Linked DNA regions of Homo sapiens: region 2 is linked to region 1. A link is an interaction called in ENCODE POLR2A ChIA-PET data of the cell type or tissue named here. Cell type or tissue: GM12878. All regions are shown on one strand. Each heading gives the region's core, and the rest is flanking DNA. Links, peaks and the distances in the headings are about the cores only. Region 1 overlaps TEC (tec protein tyrosine kinase). Region 2 overlaps TEC (tec protein tyrosine kinase).

Region 1 (15,259 bases), core at 7,018-11,017:
ATGTATATAAATTTATATATTTATATGTATTTATATATTTATATTTCCCAGCCTTCTTTGCAGTAAAGTGTGGCCATCTGACTAAGTTAAGACCAAAAAGATGTGTGGTAGAAGTTATATGTACTCCTTCCAGGCCATTTTCAACTTAAAGACAAGCTACTTCCCTGGATTTAGGGCATTTTCCAGCCTCCGACTGGCAGACTCAACTTCCCTTATGCATCCCAGCATTACTCTGAAGGTGGGGAAGAAACAAGATGGAGCCTGATCCTGGAATGACTTAATGGAGCAGAGGCTAGACTAGTTCACTTACTTTGTGAGAGACAAGTATATTTCTATCTTATTTTAGAAATTATATATCATGGTATCTTTGTTATAGTCGGTTAACATTTATTCTATGGAACAGGAAAACCCTTGCAAAAACTGGTAAAACTTTCTAATGCTTTTGAAAAAAAAAGCTCTCTTTCAAATTGTGCTGACAAACTCACACGTAAAAGAAGTCAAAATTTTGATTAAAATTTTGTCAGAAAATGATATCAAGAAAATACTAGATTCACTCTTTTTCCTATGAATTAGTTATAATCTAAATGGTTCTAAATATGAGGTAAACATATTTTCACTTTAGTTTTCAGGATAAAGTCTGAATCATTCCAGGTTTTTTCTCTTTTACTGTTTACTGTGAAATGTAACTGGATTCACTTTAAGTGGCAAATTCTGACACCAATTCTCCTCTGATAAGGGAATTTCTTGTATAAAACGAATATTTGTCTATTTCTTGCTACTGCAGAGGGAAACAATACAAGTGAAAATAAGATAAAACAAATTTCTCAGTGGGTACAGTGATTTTCAGGGCCTTTTACTAGGAGAAAGCATCAGAGTAAAGAATGTTTGGAAATTATATATAAGATAATCAAATGCCAATGTTTGTTCCTTGGCCACAGTATTCTGTTATTTTTAATATGAAACATTCATCCGTGTCTATATATTCTTTTCTCAATGTTTTTAAAATAGGAATGAAGAGTCCAAGTCATTAGTACATTCAATTTTTTTTTACAAATGAGAAACTTTCCTTAACAAAAAAAAATTTAAGAACAAAAATAAAAGAGAGAGATTCAGGAGGGTCTGACATATATTTAGTCTTAAGAGACCTCTCAACTGAAATGTATGAGACAATTATGGCAACTTGAATACTAACTCAATATTGTTGATATTAAGGTTCATCGGTAATATTTGTTTGATGATATGAGGATTTGATGATATTAAGATAGTGTTCAGTTGTTTATGATTTGCTCTGTGAGTGTGTGTGTGTGTGTGTGTGTGTGATGGTATGGTGATTATATTTTTCAGAGTTCTTATCTTTTAAAGATATATACTGAAAAATTCACAGATAAAATAATGTCTGTGATTTGCTTCCTAATCTGAAGGGTATGGAAGAGTATAGACAAAATAAAATTGTTCATGAGTTGATAACTATTGAAGTTTAGTGATAAATACTAGGGGTTCCTTATATCATCCTATTTTTACTTATGTTTGAAATTTTCCACAATAAAAAGTGTTTAAAACATATTTACAGGAATAACATAGTTTTCCATGTCCCAGTCATCAAACACTTCAGAGTTGATAAGAAAAAAGAGAAAAGGGTAAAAGCAGGAAGAGAAAGGAGGGAGGGGGAAAAAAGCACCAAAACAGACAAACAACACAAGAAAAAGGTGGATGGGCTCACCTTCCCCAAGGACCATTATTACTGCCCTACCTACCTCATCACAAATACCTTCCAATGGTCCCGGTGATTCCTGTGAGCCAGCAGAGCCTTGTGCTAATGTAATCTGCGCTACCTCTTCTCAGACATAAAGGAATATGTGATTTCTAGCTCCCAAAAATAAAACCACAGTCTAATGCAACAGTTGAACTCATTATAACTCCTCTCTTCCCTCTATGTCCTTTCCATTTCCCTGTTCAAGTTCATGAAAGCTGAAGTTCTTTTTCAAGTCTACATCATGATAAAAAGATTCTCTACAGACCAACAAAGTCCCAAAGCACAGTGGGCAGTCAGGCAAAGTGAGTATATTCAAATGGCAGACTTTTTATAAAAGAATCATTAGAAAGATTACCAAAGGTCGGCATCATAACTGGAACTGCAGAACACACTAGATCATAAAGGCACATTTGACCAGACAAGTATCTGCCCTTATTTCTAAAGCTTATGGAGCTCAGTTAATGAAGAATTTCAAAAACTGAAATGCCAGCCATTACATACCTGATCCCTAACAGGAAAAAAAAAACTGTTAAAAACACTAATTTGATAGAAAACATTCTCATAGATGATTTGTAACAAATAAAAATTATCAACTATACTCAAAAAGTATCATGGATGTATGTCATAATCTAACTACTGTTTGGAAAGTGTCTAATGACATTGTCATATGTCCCATCTCTGAGGAAGTAAATTGATAATGAACTTTCCTGTTCTTTGCTCTATTCATCATTGTCATTATCTGGTCCACTTATAATATGTAGTGCTGCTGTTTCTGTTTTTTTTTTTAAATACCTGTAAATTCACTGACACTCTTCTCATGGGTCTATGTCACCTCCCCTTGAATTGGAGTAGGCTTATGACTCCTTTGACTAATACAGTATAGTAGAAATGTCTTGAGACTAGGACATAAAAGCCCAAGTAGCCCTGCTTGATTTTTTTGGACGTCTAGCTCTTTGAATATTCTCCCTCTTGGAACCCAGCCACCATACTGAGAAAAGCTCACTGCAAGGAGAGAAATCACATACAGTTCTATTGCAGAATTACTGCTGAGCCCAGCCTTCAAATCATCTCAGCCTAGAAGCCAGACACATGAGTGAGAGACCTTCAAATGATTCCAGCCCTTTGTGGTTCAAGTCACCCCCAGCCATTAAAGTTTTCCAAGATAAGAGCCTTGACATCCCCACTGTGCACTAATTCTTAACCTCCAGAATTCATGAGGGTGATAAAATGGTTGTATCCCTTTAAGTCTTGGATGGTTTCTAACACAGCAGAAGTTTACCAGGACATATAATATATGATAGCATTCTTGACCACCTCATTCTTGTTTCATTCATCTCTTATCCTCGTCAATTTTCTTCCTTCCCTCAAATGTTTCCTCTTCTTCACTCAACCATCTTTTTACCATTTTCAGTTCATGAGCTAATTTGTCCACAGAAATAATTTGAGACATTCATGATTATTTATTCTGACATTTATTGCACAGTCATGATGTATTAGGAACCATGCATGAGGCACTAAGGTGGTTAACAAAGATGAACAAGAAATGATCTTTGTTCTAGAGAAGAATGTGAAAAGAGTACCTTAAAAACAACGCATGACATTACAATCTATTAAGGACTTTAAAAGTGGTAATGTGCAGTGTCTGGCTACATTGGTAAAATAAGTCAATGTCCAATTTCTTCCAGTGCTGTGTGAAATTCTGAAAATCAAATTTACTTATATAAGCAATATGGACCCACAACAAAATAAATTAATGTTTGTGTACATGTTACACGTATACATAAATCTCAATTCCATTACATATCAATTTCTCAAAAGCATATTTCCAAGTCTTCTTTTCCCTCTGAGTATTCTGTCTTACACAAGCCACACAAAATAAAATATAATATTTGGCCTGATCTAGCACCCAGAACACTGCCTGAAATATATTGGGTATTCGGTAAGTATTTATCGGATGACAATGATTTCACTTTATCTAGCTTGCTGGTATTTACTTCAGAAGCCAAATCTCAAAGGTAACAGAAGCGTCTACTTCAGATCTTTCACCATGTGTAGTTCCTCCTACTATCAGTGGGCAAATCTGAAAGAAAACTCTTATTTCAAAAGCCACACAGATAAGGAGGGACCATTGTATATTCATTTGCATCTTAAATTAGCAAAGTCTTGGAATCATAAGTTAACAAACAACTTACAGGATCCTTTTTTCTCAGAGATGCCCCTGATGATGAATTCTGTCCTATGCAGGAAGTTCTTTTTTTCTGAGGGGGACCAGAAGCTCAGAGATACTATCTCCAATGTGTGAAGTGATGGTATTTCAACCAAGCTCTCATGCTCTTGTCTCTTTAATATGACAAGTTTTTATCTACCATTATTCTAAATTTTCTATTAATATATAAAGTGAGCCTCATGATGTAAAGGAACACTCTCTGCCCTTAACTGACAAAGCAACTGAGGACCAAACTTACAAACTCTGTGGGTCTTGTGATATCTGTAAGATTAATGGGGCTGAGGCTGATGAGCTCTAATGTTGTCTTTAGCCCCCAAATGTAATTATTCTATGTAGCTTGATCTAGAAACCCACTTGTTCCTCATTTTACTACTGTGTTAAACAGAAAATTCAACCACTGAGAGGGCAGGCCTGTACCTTTTGATATATTAAAAGACCCAATTTTTAATCTATTTCCTGAGACTGCTGGAGAAGACATAAGCAATGGTTCTTTAAACATCATCCCGAAGATCTTTTTTTTCCTGATGTCACCTGATGTCCAGTATCTTATTTCACTCATTATTTTTACTGGAAATTCTGGCCAAGAACCCTGATTTTAGTGGAAGTAACTTAAACAGGTAAGTCTGCTTAACCTGGCTGTAAATCTTAGCTTTGCCATTTATTTGCTGCATAACTTTACACAAGTTACTTAATTCCTTAGAGACTGCTTTCTTATCTGTAAAATGAGGATGATGATGATACCAACTCTAAAGGATTGTCCTGAGAAGTAAGAGAAATGCACATAAAATTCCTTACACGCAGCAAACACTCAGGAAAGCAATTGGTCAGTTGGTCATTGCCTCATCTTTATTCTGTATTGGTTCACATTTACACACTCAACAACTGCTAACTGAACACCTGCTAAATGCCAGATATGTTATCAAAATAAAACATAAAACATGGCCATTAAGATACTCATACCCTAGTAAAAGGGACAGACACAACAGAAGCTAACAATTTCATTACCATGTGATCAGTGCTAGACCACAGATGGTTACAAGCTTCAACTCTGCCTGGAGATAAGAGGTGGAGAGATCACTCTTAGGTGGGAATTGAACAATGAGAACAGTTGGACACAGGGCGGGGAACAACGCACACTGGGGCCTGTTGGGGGTTGGGGATCTGGTGGGGGAATAGAATTAGGAGAAACAACTAATGTAAATGACAAGTTGATGGGTGCAGCAAACCAACATGACACATGTATACCTATGTAACAAACCTGCATGTTGTGCACATGTACCCTAGAACTTAAAGTATAATTAAAAAAAAAAAAAAAGAGGTAGAGAGATAACCAGCAAAGGTGATGCCTGGGCTGGGCTAAAAAGCTGAGTAAGTTGGTAGATGGCAAGGCAAAGGCACATCCCAGGCCAAGGGCTCAGTGTTGTGAAATACAAGATGAGTATGAAGAAATACAAAAAGTAAGAAACAGCTTATATTAATTTAAATATATCCATTTTAATACTCCTTCCTCTCCCCACACTCAATCCACATATACACGTTTCTACTATTTAAAAGAAACTAAAACCCTGTATTACTCCATTTTCACACTGCTGATAAAGACATACTCGAGACTGGGCAATTTACAAAGGAAAGAGGTTTAATTGGACTTACAGTTCCACGTGGCTGGGGAAGCCTCACAATCATGGTGGAAGGCAAGGAGGAGCAAGTCACATCTTAACGTGGATGGCGGCAGGCAAAGAGAGGAGCACTTGTGCAGGGAAACTCCCCTTTTATAATCATCAGATCTTGTAGACTTATTCACTATCACAAGAACAGCATCGGAAAGACCTGCCCCATGATTCAATTACTTCCCACTGGGTCCCTCCCACAACACGTGGGAATTCAAGATGAAATTTGGGTGGCAACACAGCCAAATCATATCAAACCCAAAATGACTTCTTTCCAGTCTTATGTTTATTTCTTCACTCATTTTTCAACAAAACATTTTATTTAAACTCTACTGTATATCAGGTACTGTGACAGGGATATAACATTCCACATGGAAAACACAAGCTCTGCCTTCCCCAAGCTCACACTTCTGTGGAGTTTTGATCTAATTCCTCAAAGAGCCTTCCCCTGCAACATCCTTCTTCTCAAATACCACACACAGGACAGAGAGATATCATATCTAAGCCATTAGACAGCTGACTATGAGAGCTAGGCACTCTAAGATTAGAGATCATTGGATTCAAACTTCTCAATTGAGAGGTGAAATAATTAAAGCCCAAACAGGCAGAGTTGAGAGATATCACCTCCCTCCCTTTGTTCATTAATACAGTTATTAATATCTTAATCTTTAAAAATTAGGCCGAGCACAGTGGCTCACGCCTGTAACCCCAGCACTTCCGGAGGCCGAGGCGGGAGTATCACGAGGTGAGGATATTCAGACCATCCTGGCCAACATGGTGAAACCCCATCTCTACTAAAAATACAAAAATTTGCTGGGTGTGGTGGTGCGTGTCTGTAATCCCAGCTACTCAGGAGGCTGAGGCAGGAGAATCGCTTTAACCAGGGAGTCGGAGGTTGCAGTGAGCCGAGATCGCGCCACGGCACTGCAGCCTGGCAACACAACGAGAGTCCTTCTCCAGGAAAAAAAAAAAAAAATTAAACATTGACTATAACTATTGTTTGAGAACTCTAGATTAAAATTATGAGTTTTCCAAATGTCATCCAAAAAGACTTCACGTACACGTGTATACACACATACACATACACACACAAACACACATACACAAAAAAATCACACAGTCCTTTAAAGCTTCACCCCACCCAGTATTTAATTTCATTAAGTAAGTTTATACACAGAAAACACTTAGAATAGTTACCTGGCACATAGATGCCATTTAAGTGCTTGCTATCAGTATTACTGTTTTAACTTAATCTTCATAGCATTACTATTACTATTAATCGCTAAAACATTAAAATGGACAGAGTAGATGGCACTTTGACAGGTACAATTTTATAAATGAATAAATAAAAGCTAAGATAATATAGCCAAAATTATAAACATAATAATAACACCTTTGAGACTAGAAATCTAGTATCCTCATTCCCCGACTTCTAGGAAAAAAGTCTGGCTACATTAAAATAGCTGAAGAGCTACATTAAAAACATTTACTTTGGGCCAAGCACCGTGGCTCATGCCTGTAATCCCAGCACTTTGGGAGGCAGAGGAGGGTAGATCACTTGAGATCAGGAGTTTGAGACCGGCCTGACCAGCATGGTGAAACCCATCTCTATTAAAAATACAAAATTATCCTGGCATGGTGGCACACACCTGTAATCCCAGCTACTCGGGAGGCTGTGGCACAAGAATCACTTGAACATGGGAGGTAGAGAGTGCAGTGAGCCGAGATCACGCCACTGCACTCCAGCCTGCGTAACAAGAGTGATACTCCATCTCAAAACAAGAAAAATTATTTTTACGGATTTATCATTTTTATCTTGTCTACCTACAGAGAGAAATTGAGACATGTTTCAATAAAAAAAAATGCAGGAACAAAATTTAACCAAGGAAGAATGAGATTTTTGCACGGCAAACTACAAAACATTGTAGAAATAAATTTAAAAAGACTTAAATAAATGGAAAGACATCCCACATTCGTGGATGAAAGACATGATATTGTTAAAATGGCAATGCTTCCCAAATGGATCTACAGATTCAATGAATTCTCTATTAAAATCCCAACAACCTTTTCTGCAGAACTGGACAAGGTGATTCTAAAACCCATATAGTAAAATTAATAGACAAAACTATCTTGAAAAAAAAAAAAGAACAAAATTGGAGGACTCACACTCCCAATTTTAAAATTTACTCTAATGGCATAGCAATCAAAACTGTGTAGTACTCCATAAGGATAGATATATAGATCAACAATACAGAATTAAGGGTCCAGAAATAAAATCACACAACTGTGGTCAATTATTTTTGACCAAGATGTCAAGACCATCCAATGCGGAAAGAAAAATATTTTCAACAATGGTATAGGGATAACTGGATACAAATAAATTTGGACCTCTACCTCACACCATATACAAAAATTAACTCAAAATGGATCAAAGATTTAATTAAAGAACTAAAATTGTAGAACTCTTAGAAGAAAACATAGGTACAAATTTTCATGACCTTAGATTAAGCAATGGTTTCTTAAATATGACATCAAAAGCATAAGCAAGAAAAGAAAAATAGGTAAGTAGGACTTCATCAACTTAAAAATTTTTGCGTGACATTATTGAAGAAGGTTACAAGAAGTTCCCACAGAATGAAAAACATATTTGCAAATGATATATCTGATAATGGTCTAGTATCCAGAATATATAAAGAACACTTACCGTTAAACAAGAAAAAGACAACCCAGTGTTAAAATGGGTGAAGGATTTGAATAGACATTTCTCCAAAAACATATATGAATGGTCAGCAAACATATAAAAAAATTTCAACACCATTAGTCACTATGGAAATGCAAATTGAAACGACGAGATACCACTTCATACACACTAGGAGGAATATAATCCAAAAAATAGAAACTGAACAAGTATTAGCAAGAATGTGGAGAAATCAGAACCCTCACACATTGCTGCTGGAAATGTAAAATGGTACAGGCACTGTGAAAAATAGTTTGGCAGTTCCTCAAAAGTTAAACATAGAATTTTCGTATGACTCAGCATTTCCACTCCTAGGTATATACCCAACAGAATTAAAAACACATTCACACAAAAACTTGTATGTGAATGCTCATGGCAGTACTACTCACAACAGCCAAAAAGTGAAAACAACCCAATGTCTGCCAACTGATGAATGAATAAACAAAATTTATATATTCATACAATGAAATATGATATTATTCTACCCTAAAAAGGAATGAAATACTGATACATGGTACAACTTGAATGAACCTTGAAAACATTATGTTGGATAAAAGAAGCCAGATAGAAACGGCAACAAGTTGTACTGATTACTTTTACATTAAATGTCTAGAGTAGGTAAATCCACACAGGCTGAAAGTGGGTTACTGATATGGAGGTGTGGGGTTTCTTTCTGAGATAATGGTAATCTTCTGGAATTAGATAGTGGCGATGACGCATAGCATCATAAATATAGTAAAAATCACTAGACTACTCTGTAAAACGATTTAAATGGCAAATTTTATGTTAATTGAATTTATTCTCAATAAAAGTAATTTAAGAAACAATACATGTACAACATGTAAATATACAGACAAGAATTAAAACTAAAAGGAGGAGTCAGAAACCAAAAGGCAGAAAGTGGAAAACAGAGTGGAACTCAGACTTATGCAGGGGTTGGTTCTCAGTCAGCACATAGGGTAAAAACTGAACACAGTCAATTAGCCTTGAGTCTTCCACAGGAGACACAGGTCACACTGCAGACTGATACACTCTCTCTGGATATGTCCAACACAGTATCAGCAGAAATGTCCAGAAGCACTGGAAGTTCTATCAGTTAGCTTTTGATTAGAACAAAAACAAAACCCACTCCATAATTAGTGGTGTACAAATAATAAAAACATATTGTTTCTCATGATTCTGCAGGTCAGTTGGGCTTTCCTGGCCTGGATATCTAGGGTGGCCTCATTCACGCTTCTGGCAATTATAAGCTATCAGCCAGGGCACACGTGGCTTCTTGAACAGGACAACTTGGGCTTGCTCCTACAGTCCTCAGGGTCCTAAGTGCAGTAAGAGAGAGCACGCACCCAGTACACAGCACATTGCATGTCTCTGAATGCTTTACATTTATTTGCTCTTGTTTCACTGGCAAAAGCAAGTCACAAGCCCAGCGTCAGTACGGGAGGTGACTACTCAAGGTGAGCAGACACTGGGAGGGGAATGATGCAGGCCTTTTTGCAAACAATCCAGCCCACAGAATAATCAATTTTAGGTTTTCTGGTTTGGGACTAAAGTATCTGGCATGGGCCTAGGGGTCAGTTTGTATAACAAGGTATGTATCTTTAACCACAAATCACATTGAGCACTGTGAGATGCTCATGGATATCCTCTGCAGACTCAGGCAGACAAAGAGAGCACCAGGTTCACACGCCTCCAGTACACACCCCTTCTGGGGTGTATACTCATCAGGTGGAAAGATGAATAGGTTCATCTGCACTCTTTACATTGTTGTTTCTCTCTCTTTGTCTCCTCTTTCTTTTTTTTTTTTTTTGGCTGGCCCACAGAGTTGAATTCCCCTAATTCATATATGCTTCAATTCTACTACACACTGAAAACCAGAAATCTGAAACATTTTGTGTAATCGTGTGTCAAGTTTGGAGCTTCTCAAAATATCAGAGATTAAAGAATTTTTTGAATGCTTCATAGAATAATAATGTTTATGATAAATTACACACCAGCTTATCAAAAGAAAAATTTTCCCTGTCACTAAACTCCAAAGAGAAACCAGTTTATGGGATCATAAAAGATAATGAAAGATATTACAAAATGTCTTCAACAGCAGTTTGGGCAGAAATCACAAAAGTGCTCCTCAACAGGCTACTTCTTATATTAACATTTCATAATGGCTTAGTAAATAAAGCCTTAGTAAAGGCATTCCTACCTGGGCTGAGCTAAATAGGTTGCTATCTGGTTAATTCAAGAAATAGGAATAAAGTACAGAAATAGGTAAATCAGGAATATGATCCTTGGTCTGTATCTGTTAAATATTATCTCAAGACCACTTTTGGCAAAACTTGAGTGAAATTCAGTTTAAGATACACTCTCCAGTATGTGACAGAAATGTAAATCTTATGTTCATGGTAATATTGTGTAATATAATTTAAACAGCACGTTTGTAAAATTTTTTAAATGCTAGTATGTGCCTTCCTGATAGGCCAAGTATTTTATGGTGTACTTGGCTGAATGGCCCAAGGTAACAGGAAACAGTCCCAAAGACCTATGGCTTCACAAAGGAAGTAATTACCTTTGGAGATTCCAACTTCATCTGATTTAAGCCCTGCTTCTTGACTTCATGATCTTTCTGCTAACCCTGAGCTGAAATGTCTCAGATTACTATAACTAAGAATTACTAAGACCCTGGCAGGTGTCCTTTCAGTATTATTTCTGCCAAATCAGAAGGCTGTACATGGCAGAGTGGGAAAACTGTAGTTTTCAGTTCACAGCACAAATTATACAAGTAGACACTAATATTTTAAACTAGTGAAATAGAAAAGCACATTCAAAGCACAATGTGAGTCTTATCAGTTACGCATAGACTAGAAGACTTCAGGGTGACTGGCTGATGGATTTCAGTAGATCCCAGCCAAGGCATGCATCCTGGAATTCCAGCTGAGCCATCTATAGGCTGATAACTCCAAAATCTACATCTTTAGCTTTGACATTCTCCAGAACCTCAGATTGCTGTATCCAACTGCAACCCTAACATCTTTATTTAAATATCTAGCAGGTATCTCAAACACAACACCACTTAACACAGAGCTCTAGATAGTCCCCTAAATTTTGCTCTTCATCCAGTATCCAAGTAAATGGCCTCATAATCTCCCCAGCTGCTCAGCCAAGTATCTAGGCATTAGCTCTGATTCATTCTTTTCTCTCATACTCAAATCTAATTCATCAGCATGTTCTTTGGACTGTACCCCTAAATATTTCCTGAACCTATTCAAGATTCTCATTCTTCACTACTCTCCCATGAGTGCAATAGATTGATTGGAATAATGGCCCCAATTTTTCATATCTCCTTGTATCTTTTCACACCTGTCTGAATTCCTGTTCTTTGGCAATGCCCTCCCACACTGACTATGGATATACCTATGTAACTTACTTTGACCAATGGGACAGTAGCAAACTTGACACAAGCTGAGTCCTTAAAACGTGTGCGTTTGTTTCTACTTCCTCTCTTGCTTCTTTGCGATCACCGTGAGAATCCAACTGTCCAGCCTGAGGGTAAGCCCAAACTAGCCTACTAGAGGGATGTAATGTACATATGGAGGAGAGCAGAGTTGATCCAAACATCTCAGCTGAGACCATCCCTATACTAGTTGACAGCCAGCTGGCCCCTCAAACATATCAGAGAACCCAGGCAATATTGCAGAGCTGCCTACCTAACCCACAGTGGACCACAGACACATGGGCAAGCCCAGTTAAGATCAACCAAGCCCAGCCAAGATCAGCAGAATTACCCAGACATCCTATACTCATGAGCAAAAATAAATCCTAATTGTTGTATGCTGCTGAATTTATGGGACTGTTTGTTACACAGGATTACTGTGGCAATAACTAATAGAGCCATCATTATCCCGCATCAGGACTACTGGAATATCCTCCTAATGGGTCTCAGTACTTCCTTCTTATCTCCTTATAATCATTTTTCCATGCATCAGTAAATACATTCATTAAAAAACATAAATCAGTCTATGTCATCAGCCCTGCTAAAATCCTCCAACGCCTACCCAATGCACTTAAACTAAAACCCATACTCCTTAACCTAGTATATGACCTACTTCTCTAACCGCATCTAGTACCACTCCCCAATGGCCCACTATGATTCAACCACACCAGCCTTCTTCCTATTCTTCAAACACTGCAAACTCATGGCTGGGGTCTTGGCACATAATGTTCTCTCTACCTGGAAGAGTGCTCCATTTTCTTTCTCCCTCCTCCCCACCCATTTCTCTCTTGCAGTTTTCTTCTTATAACTCAAATTTTAGTTTAAATTCACTTCCACAAAAAAAGACCTTCCTTTGACTACCCAGTCTAAAGTAGACAGCCAGTTATTCTCACTATGTTATCCTGTTTTAATTCTTTCCATGGTACTTATCTCTGTGTGACACTTTTCTTGATTATGTGTTGTTTTTCTTGTGCACTCTCCCCACTGGTTGTAAGTTTCACAGGAAAGGAACCTGTTCTGTGCATTCACCACTGGGTCCTCAGCTCCTAAAGCAGTTCCTTCACATATTATTCATTAAATACTCAGATTGAATTGGACATGATTGTATTTACTTAGGATTGAGGGAGGACTCTAAGGAGTATGCAAGTGGAAGAATGTAAGAGAAATAACAGCCTTTATTATAAAAAGAAGAGGGGTGGGATGATATTGTAAATGACAAGATCAAAACTTTATTGGGGTGACTGCAAAAGGGGAGGAGGAGTAATTAAAATGGTTTCAGAAAGCTCATAATAAGACTATGGGTTTTACAGAGAAGAAATAGTAGAAGCAAATATTGGATGAATGCTACCTGACATAGAATAAACAAATCAGATCCTAAGATCTGGTTTTTACAAAGACGAAGAAGCAAGGCAAGCTAAAATGGAAGAGAGAAAAGACCAACTGATTCTGAGAGGAAAATACTAAAGCAGAAAAAACATTTCACTAGATAACAGAACGCAGTTCACAGCCTGGACTCTGAAAACAGCCTAAAATGGAAGCTTTGCTCTGCTCCTTATTAGTTGTATAAACACCGACAATTACCTCTCTGAGCTTGCTTCCTGATTTATAAAATAGGGTAATAATTATGACTTCACAGAGTTGTAAGAATTAAATAAGCAAATATACATAAAGTGCTTAGTATGGCACATGGATTATAGTAATTACTCAGCATTAGTGATGATGATGATAGTGGTAGTGGTGGTGGTGCTGCTGATCCTTAAGTCAATCCTGCTATTGTTGATTAAATTGGCAAAGGCCATAGTATCTCACTGAGTCTGTTGAGTCTGCTTAATTTTTTTTTTAATTTTCAAGCATTTCAAGTTGTCCCTTCTTACCAAGAAAGAAATGAGCACAGAACCAGAACCTAGAGCCAGAAGAGCTGGGTTCTGTCCCTGGTTCTGCAACTAACTAGCTGGGTGATCTTGGGTGAGTCACCAACTTCCCAGACCTGAAAGTTTCCTTGTCATCAGCTCTATCCCTGCCCAAGGCAGCAGGTCTAAGAAACATTCTGTGAAGAGGCAGAGGTACTGATGTAAGATAGAGACATAAAGGCAGAGATATAGGCAGACAATCACTCCATGTCATTCCATTCCAGAGCACAAAAAGCAATATTAAATACCTTAACTGAAGGCTTCCCAAATCATGTTCCTCAGAACACTAGGAGCTGTGGGATGATAACATGTGCTTATATTAGACCATAATCTCATAAATGTAGGAACACTGGGTGACTTTATTCTACTCTAGGACCAGTGGCCAGCAGAGTACTCAAAACATACTACCATAGCACACATTTACTGCATGCTTGTTGAATGAATGAACAAATGAATGAATGGACAAGTATATTTGGGAAAAGCTGGGTTAAACAACATCAAATTGGTTCCTTGTATGCATTTCTCAGGGGCTTTAATAGGTGAATCATATAGAATGCAGCGCTTCCCAACTTCATTTGATCATAGAACTTACTCTATTTCCCCTGAACCTCGTTAACATCTCCCAGAGTTGTAGTCTATAAAACACAGATTGGGAAACATCTGAGGCTTACATAATGTAAGTCATTTTTACTATCATGAAATACGTAAGTTATCTTACTTTTTATTCATCAGGCAGTAAAACGGCTAAGTAACTTGATTCATACCTAGTATGTAGCTGTCGTCTCCTGGCATCCTAGCAGCAGCTGTCCTGTCTCATTCCTCTGCCCTTCTCCCTGCTTCCACATAACTACTCTGTCCTGAAAATCCTTCCACCTCTTCTTCTATTATCTCTTCTCTCTAAAGCCCGTAGTCTTATTATGAGCTTTCTTTAACTGTTTTAATTACTCCTTCTCACCTTTTACAATCACTCCAATAAAGTTTTCATCCTGTCATTTACAAGATCATCCTGCCCCTCTTCTTTTTGTTCTTTCTCTTGCATTCTTCCACCTGCATACTCCTTAGGGTCATTCCTCAATCCTAAATAAATGTAATCATGTCCAATTCTTTTTTTTTTTTTTTTTGAGACAGAGTCTCGCTCTGTTGCCCAGGCTGGAGTGCAGTGACACAATCTCAGCTTACTGCAACCTCCTCCACCTCCCAGGTTCAAACAATTCTCCTGCCTCAGCATCCCGAGTAGCTGGGACCACAGGCATGCACCACCATGCCCAGCTAACTTTTGTAGTTTTAGTAGAGACAGGATTTCACCATGTTGACCAGGCTGATCTTGAACTCCCGACCTCAGGTGATCCACCTGCCTAGGCCCCCCCAAAGCGCTGGTATTATAGGCGTGAGCCACCGAGCCTGGCCTAATCATGTCCAATTTAATCTGAGTTCCCTTTTCCTTTCCTACCACTTGTTTTCCAGGACTCAAGCAAGCA
Region 2 (15,259 bases), core at 9,840-13,839, 51 kb before region 1:
TTTGTACATATATTGCTATCCTATCATTAGGCCTCATTTTGCACCACTGAATTGTTTTGTGTTCAGTCTGTCTGTGTTCTTTCTCAACAGGCCACAACAATTAAAACAGATCTCAAACACAAACCCAAAGCAGACTGCTGAAATGGCATGTTTAGCAACAAAGGACCAGGCAGACAAAAAAAATACACACACACACACACACACACACACACACACACACATTAAATATTATTGAGGGATAAAATATTTCATCAAATTAAGAAGACAAAATTTAGAACTTGCGGTCTTCAACACATGCATAGCACTAAACCTGTGGCTAACATTCATTGCATTCCCTCACGACAATTTGTATTTAGTTTGTGAACTTGGTTTAGTCCTTCAGCCATGTTCATTAAATATTGACTGCTGTGTCCTTTTACCATCTGCAAAGCACAGATATCAAAGTACCATAATAGAGACTTGAAAACACACACACACACAATCCGTTGCCCTTATGGAATGTACAAAAACCCAACATCTTCTAGGGTTACAGAGACAAATGATCATATTTACAATGAAAGTTCGGGTGAGTCAATAGTGAAAGACTAAAGAGTTCCAGTCAACTGTTTAACAGAAAAGAAAATGAATGACATATTCTACTAAAAACACCAAATGACCCTAAAAGGCCTATTCTATTCATACATGTAGTCTTTTCCCTTTCCACTCAGAACAGATTTAGAAGAATGGGTCTTAAGTACAGCAGAACACATTAATTAAGAGAAACGAAAAAAAGGATGGATTTGACATTTTTCTTGTGAATACTGGGAATAATTTTTTACATAGAGCTTTCTAAGAGAAGTCAAATGAATAGAATTTAGAGGCACTTCCAATTTGATGATTCTATGAGAAACTGCTGCCTCTTTACCAAGGACAAAATTCTAACAAAAACTTGGCATTCCATTACTTGGTATCTCATTATTTTTTCCTCCCTTTAAACTAGCTTATAATAGTAACTTATATGGGTGATTTATATTTTATAAAGTGTTTTTACACTAAGGAGAAAAAGAAACATATTAAGAAACCAGTAATATATATATAAGCATGGCATAATATATACATAAGCATGGCATAATTTTAAAGATTATAGTTTTTAAAGTAATATCCAGAATATAAACAGGAAGAGGAAAATCTCTATAAGAAATATGAAGGCTCTCCCTCTCCCTCCCCCTCCCCCTCTCCCATCTCCCTCCCCCTCCCCCTCTCCCATCTCCCTCTCCCTCTCCCTCTCCCGTCTCCCTCTCCCTCTCACCGGTCTCCCTCTGATGCCACCAAAGTTGTGAAAGCCGAGGCTGGACTGTACTGCCGCCATCTCGGCTCACTGCAACCTCCCTGCCAGATTCTCCTGCCTCAGCCTGCGGAGTGCCTGGGATTGCAGGCGCGCGCCGCCACACCTGACTGGTTTTTGCATTTTTTGGTGGAGACAGGGTTTCGCCATGTTGGCCGGGCTGGTCTCCAGCTCCTGACCGTGAGTGATCTGCCTGCCTCGGCCTCCCGAGGTGCCGGGATTGCAGACGGAGTCTCGCTCACTAGGTGCTCAACGTTGCCCAGGCTGGAGTGCAGTGGCGTGATCTCGGCTCGTTACAACCTCCACCTCCCAGCCGCCTGCCTTGGCCTCCCAAAGTGCCGAGATTGCAGCCTCTGCCTGGCCGCCACCCCGTCTGGGAAGTGAGGAGCGTCTCTGCCTGGCCACCCATCGTCTGGGATGTGAGGAGCCCCTCTGACCAGCCGCCCAGTCTGGGAAGTGAGGAGCGCCTCTTCCCGGCCGCCATCCCGTCTAGGAAGTGAGGAGTGTCTCTGCCTGGCCGCCCATCGTCTGAGATGTGGGGAGCGCCTCTGCCCCGCCGCCCCGTCTGGGATGTGAGGAGCGCCTCTGCCTGGCCGACCCCGTCTGGGAACTGAGGAGTGTCTCTGCCGGACCGCCACCCTGTCTGGGAGGTGAGGAGCGTCTCCGCCCGGCCGCCCCGTCTGAGAAGTGAGGAGCCCCTCTGCCCAGCAGCCGCCCCGTCTGGGAAGTGAGGAGCCCCTGCGCCTGGCAGCCTCCCCGTCTGCGAAGTGAGGAGCCCCTCCGCCCGGCAGCCGCCCCGTCCAGGAGGTGGGGGGCAGCCCCCGCCCGGTCAGCCGCCCCGTCCGGGAGGGAGGTGGGGGGTCAGCCCCCGCCCTGCCAGCCGCCCCATCTGGGAGGGAGGTTGGGGGGCGCCTCCGCCCACCCACTGCCCCGTCTGGGAGGTGGGGGGCGCCTCTGCCCGGCCGCCCCGTCTGGGAAGTGAGGAGCCCCTCTGCGTGGCCGCCACCCCATCTGGGAGGTGTACCCAACAGCTCATTGAGAACGGGCCATGATGACAATGGCGTTTTTGTCGAATAGAAAAGGGGGAAATGTGGGGAAAAGAAAGAGAGATCAGATTGTTACTGTGTCTGTGTAGAAAGAAGTAGACCTGGGAGACTCCATTTTGTTCTGTACTAAGAAAAATTCTTCTGCCTTGGGATGCTGTTAATCTATAACCTTACCCCCAACCCGGTGCTCTCTGAAACATGTGCTGTGTCCACTCAGGGTTAAATGGATTAAGGGCGGTGCAAGATGTGCTTTGTTAAACAGATGCTTGAAGGCAGCATGCTCGTTAAGAGTCATCACCACTCCCTAATCTCAAGTACCCAGGGACACAAACATTGCGGAAGGCCGCAGGGTCCTCTGTCTAGGAAAACCAGAGACCCTTGTTCACATGTTTATCTGCTGACCTTCCCTCCACTATTGTCCTATTACCCTGCCAAATCCCCCTCTCTGAGAAACACCCAAGAATGATCAATAAATACTAAAAAAAAAAAAAAAAAGAAATATGAAGGCAAAAATTTCATTTCCAAAATCACAGAATCTTCATATAAGATCGTGTTGATGTAGGCAATTATAGTTTCTGAAGACATATTTTCACTGTATTTAAAATTCAAGTGTTGTTTTCTCCCCCTAAGTGATCTTATGACCACTTAAGACTTTTCCATACCTCCTGGCAACCCTCTTCACAACTCTCCTTTGTGGCCCCAGAGCTAAAACCTATCACCAGATGTGTTTTATTACGGTTGAAAGCAAAACTTACTAACCTATGTGTTTTGAATTAAGTCTAAAAGTGATTTAAATGGTTTAATTCTTAACATTAGTAGGAATTACAATACATTGTGTAAAAATAAATGTATACAGATCTCTTACTGCCTAAGTTTCATGTAATAGACTTCTGAATTCAAGGAATGCCAAAATTAATAAATTCAATCCAAAGATTACAAATTCCCTTGGAGCAAGGACTATGCTAGCGATCTCTGATTGCCACATTTTTCCTCCCCTTTCTGGGGAGTTGGCTCAGCTAGATTGCACTTCCTTATCTGCCATGCACTTAAGTGAGGCCATAAGACTGAGTTCTAGCCAAGGGGGGCATGGAAAGAAGTGACATAACATTACTTCCCATCCTCTAAAACCTTTCACACTATCCTTCCTGTTCCATCCCCTTCCTTGTCGCCCTACTGGACTCAAAAGATCCACTGAAAGATTGTGGGGACTGAAAAACAATGAAGCCATTAAATGGAAGAGGTCTGGGTCCCTGAAACACCATGTAGAAGGCAGTTATATATAATGTAAGGAAGAAAGAAACTTTCTATTGTGGTAAGGCAGGAGTTTCAGGGTATTGTAAGCTATAGCAGTTAGCTATCTTAAAGAATATATTCTAGATTAAGAGTACTCCACACCTCAGCTACTCAATGCCTCAGATTTTTTATTGATAAAGAGACATGCTGAACTAAATCAGTGTTTCCCAAAGAGTGCTCTGGTGGTTTCTGAGGGTTTTTTCCTTTATAATCTTCATTATTTAATTTTTTCCATGCTCACTGCCAACAAGAAGAAGCAAACCTTCTTCCCAGTCATTCCAATACCTCTCAAAAGTAATTTAACAATTCAAGTGTTCTCTCTACACTGTATGAGTATTTAGAATACTCATACAAGCATATGTATGTATGTATGCTATACATACATATACACAGACATAAACATGCACGCGTATGTGTGCATTCACATACTTATACAAGTACTTTCATTTATATTTGGGAGTGTGTTGCATTTTTTTCACTTTTATATACCATAGACATCTCAGGTCAATACATGCAGGACTAAAAGGAATTCTTTTTAATAGTACTAAAACTTTAAAGAAAATGTTTTCTTATGATGATGCTTGATGGAAAGTACACAGCAATATAACAAGGTGTGTGTGTGCATGTGTGTGTGTGTGTGCGCGCCCATGCATATGCGCGCACACACGCATGAATTGCCAGGAAAAAGATCAGTTAAATATCTCAAGCTGAGGTGGTTTTAGGTGGAACTTGGATAAACATTTGTAATTACTGTATATAGTTTTATGATTACCTTTTATTCATGGTTTTTCATTTACTGACTGATACAGTTTCCTTTTCAAATAATTGTGTCTAAGGAAAAAAACATTAAATTATTTAAAGGAAAACATTAGATAAATAGTGCTTTACAGATGGCACATATATGGCAAATTCATCTAAGTAGTATATGTAACGGCTGAAGTTTGGGCAACACTGGCTGAAATTATCTCTTTATTTTGAATTCTAACATTCCTTGACATTTGTTATTTTGTACCTGTATTCCTTGACCACCAGGCCTGCCTAACACGCTCCCAACACATGTGTGAAGAGCACCCTGAGAACACTGACTTACACATAACAAGATTCAATCTACAGGGATATGTTCAGGTAAAACCCCATAAAGGTTACACACACTAACTCTCAGCCACCTCTCCTGAGACGTAAGCATTTCCAGACAAATCCAAAATGCCTACTTATTCCCACCCCCGAGGTTTCAATACATTTTACTGAAAAGATACAGAAAATGCAGAAATAGACAATGGATTTTTATGGCAACATTTGGCTTCTGGAGATAGATCTCCCACCTGGACACATTTTCAGCCTAGAATGGTGCATGGGGAAATGTCTCACTAGGAAATAAGAATTTACGTGAAACTCAGTGTTGGCATTTGGGATCTGAATCTGGCAGCAAAGATGCAAAATGATCAGATTCCATGTGGTGAATGGAAATATACTAAATCATAGTATCTGATTTAACCCATATTCAAATAATAAAGAATAATAGGTAAGATTTATAATAGCACTGTGTGCCTGGTGCTGTCCTATGGTTTACGCATATCAACTTGTTTAAGCCTTCCAATGACCACTATACCATGTTACCTCTCCAAAAATAGCAAGAGCAAAAACACCTGTGGGAAACTGACACTAGGTGACAGCAACAGAAAGGACTCCCACTTTGCAGATCTGTGAGGGACAACAGTCCCTGGCCATATCTAGTATATGAAATATCTACCATCTGTTTAGCACTCGGAGCTAAGCATCATGGGAAGTAGGGTGCTAACTACCACCACAAACATTAATATTTAGATTTGAAAGCAATAACATGTAAATACTTCATTTGTCTTAAGTACTTTTCCTGCAATTCTAGTGAGTATGTATGCTGACTGGAGACTTGTTCAATACTGTCTGAAATGCCAGGTGAGTATTTATCAGATTATAACTATGAATTTTCCCATTTAAAAACCTAAATTAACTCTACTAACTGCCACACCTAAAGTTTAAGCCTTCATGGAGCCAATTTCTAAAGAAACAGAAGCCCACAGAGGCACTCTCTACAACAAATTTCAATTTATCATTACACATTAGCAAAACCCTCTTACTCTCCATGTGTCTGCTAAAATGATCTTCCCAGGTTCACTTGGAATTTTACTGAGAGGCAAATTTCTCTGACTCCAGGATTTCAGACCAATGTGATGTCAGAAACCTCTTTAGCAAGAACCAAAGAAATATGGGATAGATTTCCTACCTACAAAGCATTTATAATCGAGGTAGGAAATAAGTCATGGACAGCATTTTGACGCCCTAGCAAGACGAATCAAAGTTCCCAAAGTTATTTAAAATTTGAGGCAAGAAATAGAAAGATAATCATAGAGCATTATCTGTGGATCACAACTGGATCCAGAGTGCCAAAGAGCCTCAAGTGCAAGAGACAATGGTGATTTGATTGTTAAAGGAAAAAAGACTGGATATTGCTGTCTCCTGAGACTAATAAGAAGTGACTAGAAACAGGCTGGCAAATGTAAATGATGGGAAAACTACAAAAATGTTACCCTAAATATAAAATCAGAAGTTATTAGGAAAGTTTAAAACTGATGAAGAACTTGTAAAGTTGACTGACTTTCAGAGACATGTATGTGAATAATATACACAGCAATTGACTATGCTGCTAGGGGACTTTTTAAAAAATTTATTGAACATGCCACAATATTTTCAGTATTGTCTCAATGTTTTAACACAGCAGAGTCAATATGACATAATGATTGAGCACCCAGGCTTCAGTGACCAGCAAGCTGTGCTTAAATGCCAGCTCTGTGGCCCCATGCAAATTAAATAACCTCTTCTAGTCTCTATTTCCTTATCTGTAAATGGGGATCTTAAAATTATTAGATTAACATAACCTATCTCCTAGATTATTTTCAGGATTAATTGTGAGATGCTCACAGGCACATAGCATAATTTATCTGGACCCTCACAATCACTTACTGTCAGTTATTTGGTTTGTTTTTGCCTTTAAATATAAGATTTATACAATTTTTCAGCCTTTAAACTTTTTTCCCATATAAACAGCCTTAACTTTTAATATTATATACTCTCTAATTTTCTTATACAGTTCAATAAAAAAATATTTAATACAGATCTTTTAAATATTTCACTGGCATTTACATTGTTTCATTAGGTAACATACCAATAGTTTTTCACTTTCTCCTTAAGGATGAATTCAGTAAATATTCCAGGAACTCAATAAATATAGGAGTAGACAGTTAAGTTTGACTATAATGCATAAAATATCACAGAACAAACTAGGGAAATAGGATAATAGCAGAACCATTCTTTCTCTTAAAACAGAATAATATTTTAAATAACTATTTTTAAAAGTAATTTGGTCTTATTTATCAATTACCATGGAAATGTAGGCAATGCAGGGCACAGTGGCTCATGCCTGTAATCCCAGCAACATAACACTTGCTATGTTGACCACCTTGGGCAACATAGCAAGACTCTGTTTCTACAAAAAAAATTTAAAAATTACCCAGGTGTGGTGGTGTGCACCTGCAGTCCCAGCTACTCGGGAGGTTGAGGCAGGAGGATTGCTTGAACTCAGTTCAAGGCTGCAGTGAGCTATGATGGCACTACTGCACTCCAGCCTGGGTGACAGACTAAGACCATAAAAGATATGCAGGTGAAGTCTAACAACCACTCAGGACAATATTTGCTCAGTATATACTACATGCTAGATAATGCACTAAGCACAAAAGGCATGGAAGCATATGTCCACACAAAGACTAACACAAAAACTTTCATAGTGGCTTTATTTATAATAGCCCAAAACTGGAAACAACCCAAACATCCATCAACAGGGGAAACAAATTGTGGTATAGCCATACAATGGAGTACTTCACAGTAATAGAAATGCAATATTGTTATAACCAAATTAATATATGTCAAAATAATATGCTGGGTGATAGAAGCTAGTCTAAAAAAGAGTACCTGCTATATAAGTTTGTTTATTCTAGAATTCTAGAACATGCAAACTAATCTATCATGTCAAAAATTAGATCAGCGATTACCTAGGGATGGTGGGCATGAAGAGGGAGGTATGAAGATAAAGTGGCATGAGAAAACTTTTAGGGGTTATGGGCATACTCAGTGTTTCAGTTGTTGTAGTGACGGTTTCATGGATGTATACCTAATGTGAAAACTCATCAAATAATGCAATTTAAATACGTGCAGTCATTGGAGCATACCTGTATAATGCTGAAAAAAATATGGCCCCTGCTCTCGGAAACCCTGAAGTCTGGGGATACTTGGAAACTATAAAATTCTTTGGTAATAATTTAATGTTCTAAATCATAAGCTTAAAACTGCAATAACAACAATGGTAAAAGAAAAAAAAATGAGTAGAAAGATTAAGCAAAATAACTCTGGTTTATAATGGGCCAGAAGTAGGTAATTGATCAGCTCTCATTTAAATGAAGGCTCTGCCCTAGTATTTATTCCAACTTAGAAAGAACTCACCCATCCATTTGATTCACTCAGTCTTAAATGAAAATGAGTAATAAATAAAATAAATTCAACACCTCCTACCAAGGCTGCTGCTTGGTCCTAGCCTTCTCTTTATCACCCCTTCTTCAAGGCAGGTCTAATAAAGGTCACCAACTGGAAGCTCAGCAAAGGCACAGCTACTCCCTCTCCAGCACCTGCAGCAGAGCCTGGCACCTGGCAACCTGGCACCTAGCAGGTGCCCAATAACTTTGTTGAATAAGTCAATGAATGAATGAATAAATAAATAGGAGAGGACTCAACTAAGTGGAATTGCTGAGCAGTTAGACTTTTCTCAGGTCTAATTTCACAATATCCAGTTGTAGCCACCACTTTTTCTTTTCCTTTTTTTCTGATTTTTTTTTTTTTTAAGAGATAGGGTTCTTGCTACATTGCCCAGACTGAACTCCTGGGATCAAGCGATCCTCCCACCTCAGCCTCCTGAAGAGCATAACCAGCACCACCACTTTTTCTTAACTACGCCGTTTTCGAGAAGAGTTTTTGCTCATATTTTTTATCTTCTATCTTTTTTCTTTCTTCTGCTGCAGTTCTCTCAGACCTATACCACACCAGGTGGGCACAGGCAAGCCAGGAATCTCCAGGACCTGCTTCCTGGAAATAATCCCAGACTCTGCTTCCTCTCCTCTCTATTCCATCAAAGTGTACTGCTGCACATAGTAATACCCAAGTGACAGAGTAACTGTCCCATTACAATCTTCAGAGATAAACGTAACTACTGTCAAGGGAGAGATGGTTATCATTGGATATGTTAGTGAGCATCTTTTGGCCTGTTTTTTTGTTTGTTTTTGTTTTGTTTTATTTTTCTTAGCAACAAAAAAGAAGGAAGGCCCTTTAGCCTAGGTTTCAGTTCTTAGGTTTCTATGGTTAATACTGACTAGTAGCACTTTGTTTCTCTAGTAGGACTGCGTGTGTGTTCTGAGGCTGTCCAGTAAGCACTTCATGTGTTAGGGTTTTTTTTTTAATGATACTTTATATCTTTATGAAAGTGGAAATAACTAGAATCACATAAACATGATTTCTTATCAAGAGGAACTTGGGAGAGATAAGCTTTGTAAGTTTCTGGTGGGTGAGAGTTACAGATGGCAAATAGGGCAAGACAGAAAATGCAATTTCTGGGATAGATGGTGGGTGGCAGGGGCAGCAAGTAATCCAAATACGCAATGGCCAAATCTGTGGAACAAAACCTACCACTGCAGCCCAAGGGGGAACACCATTCCCACCCCACCTCCTGGTATCCCAACCATGACCAATGGATTGATGAAGTGATAACCCAGAGCAATGACAGCCCTGAGGGTGGGAAACCCTGTGGCAATTCTCCTAAAGCCTTCCCCTGGGGCTGGATTTCTGGAAAGGTGCATCGAAAGGCTCACAGCCTCTTGGAAACTTTGCCTCTACCCTGCCTATATCTAGCCAGTTCTTCTACAAAGAAGAGCCCCACTCCCTGCTTATCTGATGTTAGTGGAGGGCACAGAGGCATGCACACAATTATGGACTGGAAATATAAATTACTTAAAACTGAACTGAGCTTTGCTAGGGAACTGCGAAAGCAGAACATTAACCTGGTCTTTAAATCAGCTGCTACTTAGCCCTATATATCTCTCTAGTTCTCTTCAATGTTAAAGAGATCACATTGCAGTTTGTTTTCTAGACGTCTTTAAAATACTAAACTGCATATAATGGCAGCTTTCCTATACCCTTTGCTACCCCCTAAAAGAGAAACATTCCCTCCTTGTTTTCAATGAATACAGTCAGCCATACCAGGTAAAGTTTCTTCCTCTCGCTTCTCTAATGGGAAGTTTGATGAGTAGATGATGAGAGTTGGGGGGAGTGAGGAAGTGGGCACAGGGAGAAGGAATCACCATAATAACACCCACAAGAAAGAGAAAATGTATTTTGGAGCCAGGTCTCTAGTAGCAGACGGTGAATTGCCCATCAACTCTCCCCTCAGTAAAATACTCAAAGAGAAATACACAGAATTGCTTCATTATGTATTCCATGGGTTTTTGTGGGTTTAATGCGGGCCAATCACTGCTTTTACTACAGTTTCTACAGGAATATTCATTCAACTGGTGTTGCAAATAACCAACTTACAGCAAACTTTTGTAATACAACCCATCAACTGTGAACATTCTGTAGATAAAATTATTTTTAAAACAATTTCTTCCACTGACTGAGTGCTTGATGATATTAAGGAAGTTCTGTTGATATTTAAGAGTGTGGTGATGGCACTAAGATTCTGCTTAAGCTGGGGGCTCCCTGACTTCTGCAGATGAATACTGAACCATCTGTAGAAGAAATGATGTGGTTTCTGCAAGACAATGGGAGTAGAAGGGATTTGTTATAGATAATGAGGTGGGAGGAAGTGTGACTAGGGTTACTTGGTTGGGTAATGGGTACACGGGGTTCACTGTACTATTCTGTCTACTGTTCAGTAAGTTGTAAATATTCTATGATAAAAGGTTAAAAAACACTTCTCAAATATTTTTTAAAGCCTGATCAAAGTTGTAACTGAATCTACTTACAAACTTTTTTTTTGAGAATAGAAAAAGAGCCCATCATAAACCAGTAAAAGCAGAGATGGCACATTTCTTAATTGCTACTAATAAAGCTTTTGCTGTCCTTTGTGGTAAAGTGCACACTGGGCTCAGAACAGGAAGCAAGCCTTAGAAACAACAACAATCCCGATGTTTATACAACTGCTCGTACAGGTCGTGTGTGCACAGCTCCTTGCATTCATCAATCTTAAAGTGCTCCATAATTAATTACAGAACCAGTGACTCTGCCAAAGTAATGAGTCATTTAGCATCTGCAATTTACTGTTGGGTAAATGGGGCACTGAGTTAAACAAATTGATCAAGGGCAAATGAGTAAGATACAGAAATCTAGGCTGCAATGTTGTACTCTTTGCTGGCTATCACAGCTAGGAGCCATAATTAAACTATTTGTTCCCTCTTAGTTTGCTCTTGCTAATGCAACTAACTCTCAATTGCTCTAGTGAAACTAACTCTCATTCATCCCTGTTGCAGAATATCTGGCCATTCTGAGAGATGCCCCCACAGTGCAAAATACAGAATCCCCACTGTCCAATAGCCACGCCACTCACTGAGTGCCCACCAGCACCTGCAACAGAAGCTTTATCTGTCTGCTTTTCTCTTCCTTACCCCCGCCTCACCTCCCTTCTGGTGGTACAGAGATACCACATTATAGCACCTATGCAGCAACCAGTCTTGGAAGGTGTGATGGTTAACTTTAGGTATCAACTTGACTGGAAGAAGGACTGCCTAGAGAGCTGGTAAAGCTTTCCTTCTGATTGTGTCTGTGATGGTGTTTCCAGAGGAGACTGGCATGCAAGTTAGTAGACTGAGTGGGGAAGATCCCTACTCAGTGTGGGCAGGCATTCTGGTTTACACGTCTTAGATCTCCCTGGGCTAAGAACCAGCAGGCCTCTATAATAGAGCTTACTGCTTAAAAGCAAAAAGTCTGAAGCCCAACTGTCTGAGTTTGAATCTCAGCTCTGCTACTTACTCACTGTATCTCCTTGAACAAGTTACTTAACCTCTCTGTGCCTACACTTCATTAGCTATTAAATGGGATGAATAATAGCACCAGAACTTCATATGATTGCAGTAAGAATTCGAAGAGTCAATTCATGTAAAGCTTTTGGAAGAACGCTGACAAACAGTTTAAGTGCTTGATCAATTTAGCTACTAATATTATTTTTGAAAAGCATACTAGCCCTTAGGAAACCTAAAAGCGAGAGCCACTAGTTTTGATTAAGAAACGATCCTCACACCTACCTTCTAGACTCCAAGAAAGATCTTCTGAGAGTTGATGCTGAATTTGACTATGTCTTATAAAAGCCATGAATGAGATGTTTCCTCAGGTCATGACAAATATCGGTTTTCTAAAATTACAGGAGGCCGTAATAGAAACGACCAGTGTCTACCAACATCCACTCTTTTCAAACAGAAAAAGAAATTAACCTTTCCTCATGGGTCTTACAATTCTGTTTTTAAAATGACGGTTGATGCTTCATGTGACTCCACTATTTTTACCCTTCGAGGCTGTTATTTTAGTTCTATCTTACAGTATGAAACCAATACTGAGCCAGCCAGTGACTAGATTAGCACTTCCTTTTTACGTTAGGAACAATTGATCTCTGGTAACTCACAGCATTTAACACACGATAGCAGGGAGCATCTTTGGTCAAAAATTCCTCTTCAAAGCACAAGAGTAATGTTACAAAGACATATTTTGCCGGTTTGTCAGGCTGTCTTGACGGCTAAGTCATATTCCGGTGAATATAAAGATTAATATATGTTTGATCCTTCTATAAACACACAATTTGGTAGCCCAAAAAATATCACAAAGCTATCCAGAGGCAGTGCAGTACAATGGTTCAGAGCTCTGGGAATCAGGCTGCATGGGCTGGGGTCCCAGCTCTGCCACATGCTCACTCTGCAACCTTGGGCAAAGTACTCAACCTCTCTGTTCTTTAGTTTCATCATCTGTAAAATGGGAATAGTAACTGTATCTGCCTCAAACAGTTCACAGGATTAAAGTTAATACTTAAAAAGCATATAAGACCATGTTTGGCACATGGTAAGCACCCAAAAATATGCTACTTCGGCATATGGATTGAGTTAAAGGCACTTAAAAAAAACAGCACATGCAAGAAGGGCACTGTGACCTTCCTTGTTCTTCTTGAAAGCATGAGATTAACTCCCATGAAAAAGGTGCCCTCCTTATACCAGGAGGACGAAAGACATTCATTCTTATCACCAGAGATGGGGAGCTGAGGCTGAGGGAAAGCTGTACAAACCTTGTTATACTAGTCCTTATCTTGCTACTTTTCCACAATTAACTGTCCTAGTCCTGAAGTGAATTCTTATACTTTCATGTTGCCTCAGCATCCATTTTGAATAGATTCAACTTTTTCATACCCAAAGCAGGGCTCAGTCACCCTTGATAGTTCTAGTTCCACACCACACCCAAATGGCTCAGGCCAGCAGCCAGAGATAAGAATTTAAAGGCATCTCTCCTATCTAGCAGACAGGGTTCCCCACTTTATCGAAGCTTCCCTTAAAAGCACCATTTAGGCCTTTGCCCAGGAACTCAAAGTGACCCCACACCCTACCCCTTATATATACTGCCAATTCCCACATGCATTTTCTCTCTCTGCCTGACTCCATTCCTGCCTCATGCAACCCGGAGATGGAGGACTGCCCTCCCAGCCCATTCCGCCCTTCCTGTCCAAGATCTGTAAGTAAAAATCTCTGAACTCATTTCCTACCTGGTGATGTATTGAGTTTCCACTTTTCATCTGAAGAACCAGTGGCTGCAGCTGCCTCAGGCCATGCTTTCCCAGGGATCCTGGGGGGAATATCAAGTCAGGCTCCCGGCGCCAGGGCGATGGTCAGGCAGGTGTAAGCTGGACATGGGTCAGACAAGAGCCACAACAGTGGCTGCCAGATAAATAAGATAAACAAGTTCCCCATGTGAGGGAGTCCCCAGGTTCCAGGTGGGCTAACTAGGCATAAAACCATCCTCCAGGCTAAAGAAGTACCCCAGGAAAGGGACACTGTAGACATTCATGTCCAGCTACCCTGCATTTCCCATCAGGACAGGGTTGCTAGCCAACCTGGTACTGGAATCCCATTAGCTAGAAGCTCTCAAAATAGCCCCAACTCCTTTTCCCTGTCATATCTTTACAATTTACCAATTTACTACTCTTTGTCCAACATAATATATAAGCTTTCAACCCTTACAACTTCCCTGGGTCTTTATTTTCCTGGTGAAGGCTCCCACGTACATGTAAAAATTACTAAATAAAAATTCTATGCTTTTCTCCTGTTAATCTCTCTTTTGGTGGTCTAATTTAAAAGGCCCCAGCTGGAAAAACTAAGATAGGCAAGGGGAAAAAATATATTTTTTTCTCTCCTTCACACAATAGAAGTATATTTAAATTTAAGAAAAAAGAAAAAACTAAACTAAAAAAGGCCACAGAGCCCTTCTGTTTCTAATCCCAGAAGCCAGTCTTGATTTTCACTGTGCAAAATGTATATTCAAAGGTACCAAGGAGATGATAAAGAAAGTAATGTTTTCCATTGTCTCTGTTTTTAAGGTAGAAATGTTTTCATTCTTAAAGCATCTTTGAAGCCAATGGACAGAAAGGTTTCTAATATTCTATCGGCCAGAGGCTTAAATACAAATGGCCTGGCAGGGCAGGTATTTTCTCCTTTTACAGGTGAAGAAACTGAGACTTAGAAAGTTTCATCAACTGCCCAATTTCATAGCTGGTAATGACAGATCCAGATTCAGAGCAGATCTGCCTGGCTTCAAAGCCCACAGCATGTCCTCTCAGGAAGCCACCTCCTTTTAGGATAAACAGCATTAAATGAACCAGATCCAATGATTCCAAATTTACTTCTCTAACCCCAACTTCTCACTTGCGTCTTAAATCTGTATCTCTAAACTACCCAGGCAAACATCTCTCCTTATCTCTTTCATTTACATCTCTTTCACATGACACAAAACAAATCTATCATATTTTCCTTGAACCTGGATTCCATTCAATCACTCAACAACCACTGCACTCCAGTCTGGGCTACAGAAAGGATTTTCTTTCTTTTTTTTTTTTTTTTTTTTTTTTTTTTTGAGACAAAGTCTCACTCTGTTACCCAGGCTGGAGTGCAGAGGCACGATCTCAGCTCACTACAACCTCCGCCTCCCAGATTCAAGCAATTCTCCTGCCTCAGCGTCCCGAGTAGCTGGGACTACAGGCACGCACCACCACACCTGTCTAATTTTTGTATTTTATTAGTAGAAATGAGGTTTCACCACACTGGCCAGGGTGGTCTCGAACTCCTGACCTCGTGATCCACCCGCCTCGGCCTCCCAAAGTGCTGGGATTACAGGCATGAGCCACCATGCCTGGCCAAAAAGAATGGATTTTTATATTTTGAAACTTAACAACCATGGCAATATTACTAACTTTTCTTCAAGGTTTACCATATGC

What was found. Peaks named below come from ENCODE experiments on the same cell type or tissue, not always from the same donor. Only the 100,000 strongest peaks of a DNase experiment are listed, where the experiment ranks them.
Region 2: POLR2A ChIA-PET joins it to region 1 with 11 read pairs; 3 of 35 experiments call an interaction of 5 or more read pairs at or near these places.

The regions. Positions count from the first base shown.
Region 1 is chr4:48,238,688-48,253,946 of GRCh38, forward strand. The region is part of intron 1 of TEC (tec protein tyrosine kinase); the gene reads right to left. Among named protein-coding and RNA genes, the nearest start is that of TEC, 24 kb to the right of the region's middle. In GM12878, for the core only: no CTCF peak of the experiment used is centred there; DNase peaks (open chromatin) are centred at 8,694 and 9,299; H3K4me3 peaks cover 444 bases; H3K27ac peaks cover 3,074 bases.
Region 2 is chr4:48,184,587-48,199,845 of GRCh38, forward strand. The region is part of intron 2 of TEC (tec protein tyrosine kinase); the gene reads right to left. Among named protein-coding and RNA genes, the nearest start is that of TXK, 58 kb to the left of the region's middle. RefSeq lists enhancers at 1,194-1,919, 11,498-11,547, 11,568-11,617, 13,177-13,346. In GM12878, for the core only: no CTCF peak of the experiment used is centred there; DNase peaks (open chromatin) are centred at 10,548, 12,325 and 13,027; H3K4me3 peaks cover 3,285 bases; H3K27ac peaks cover 4,000 bases.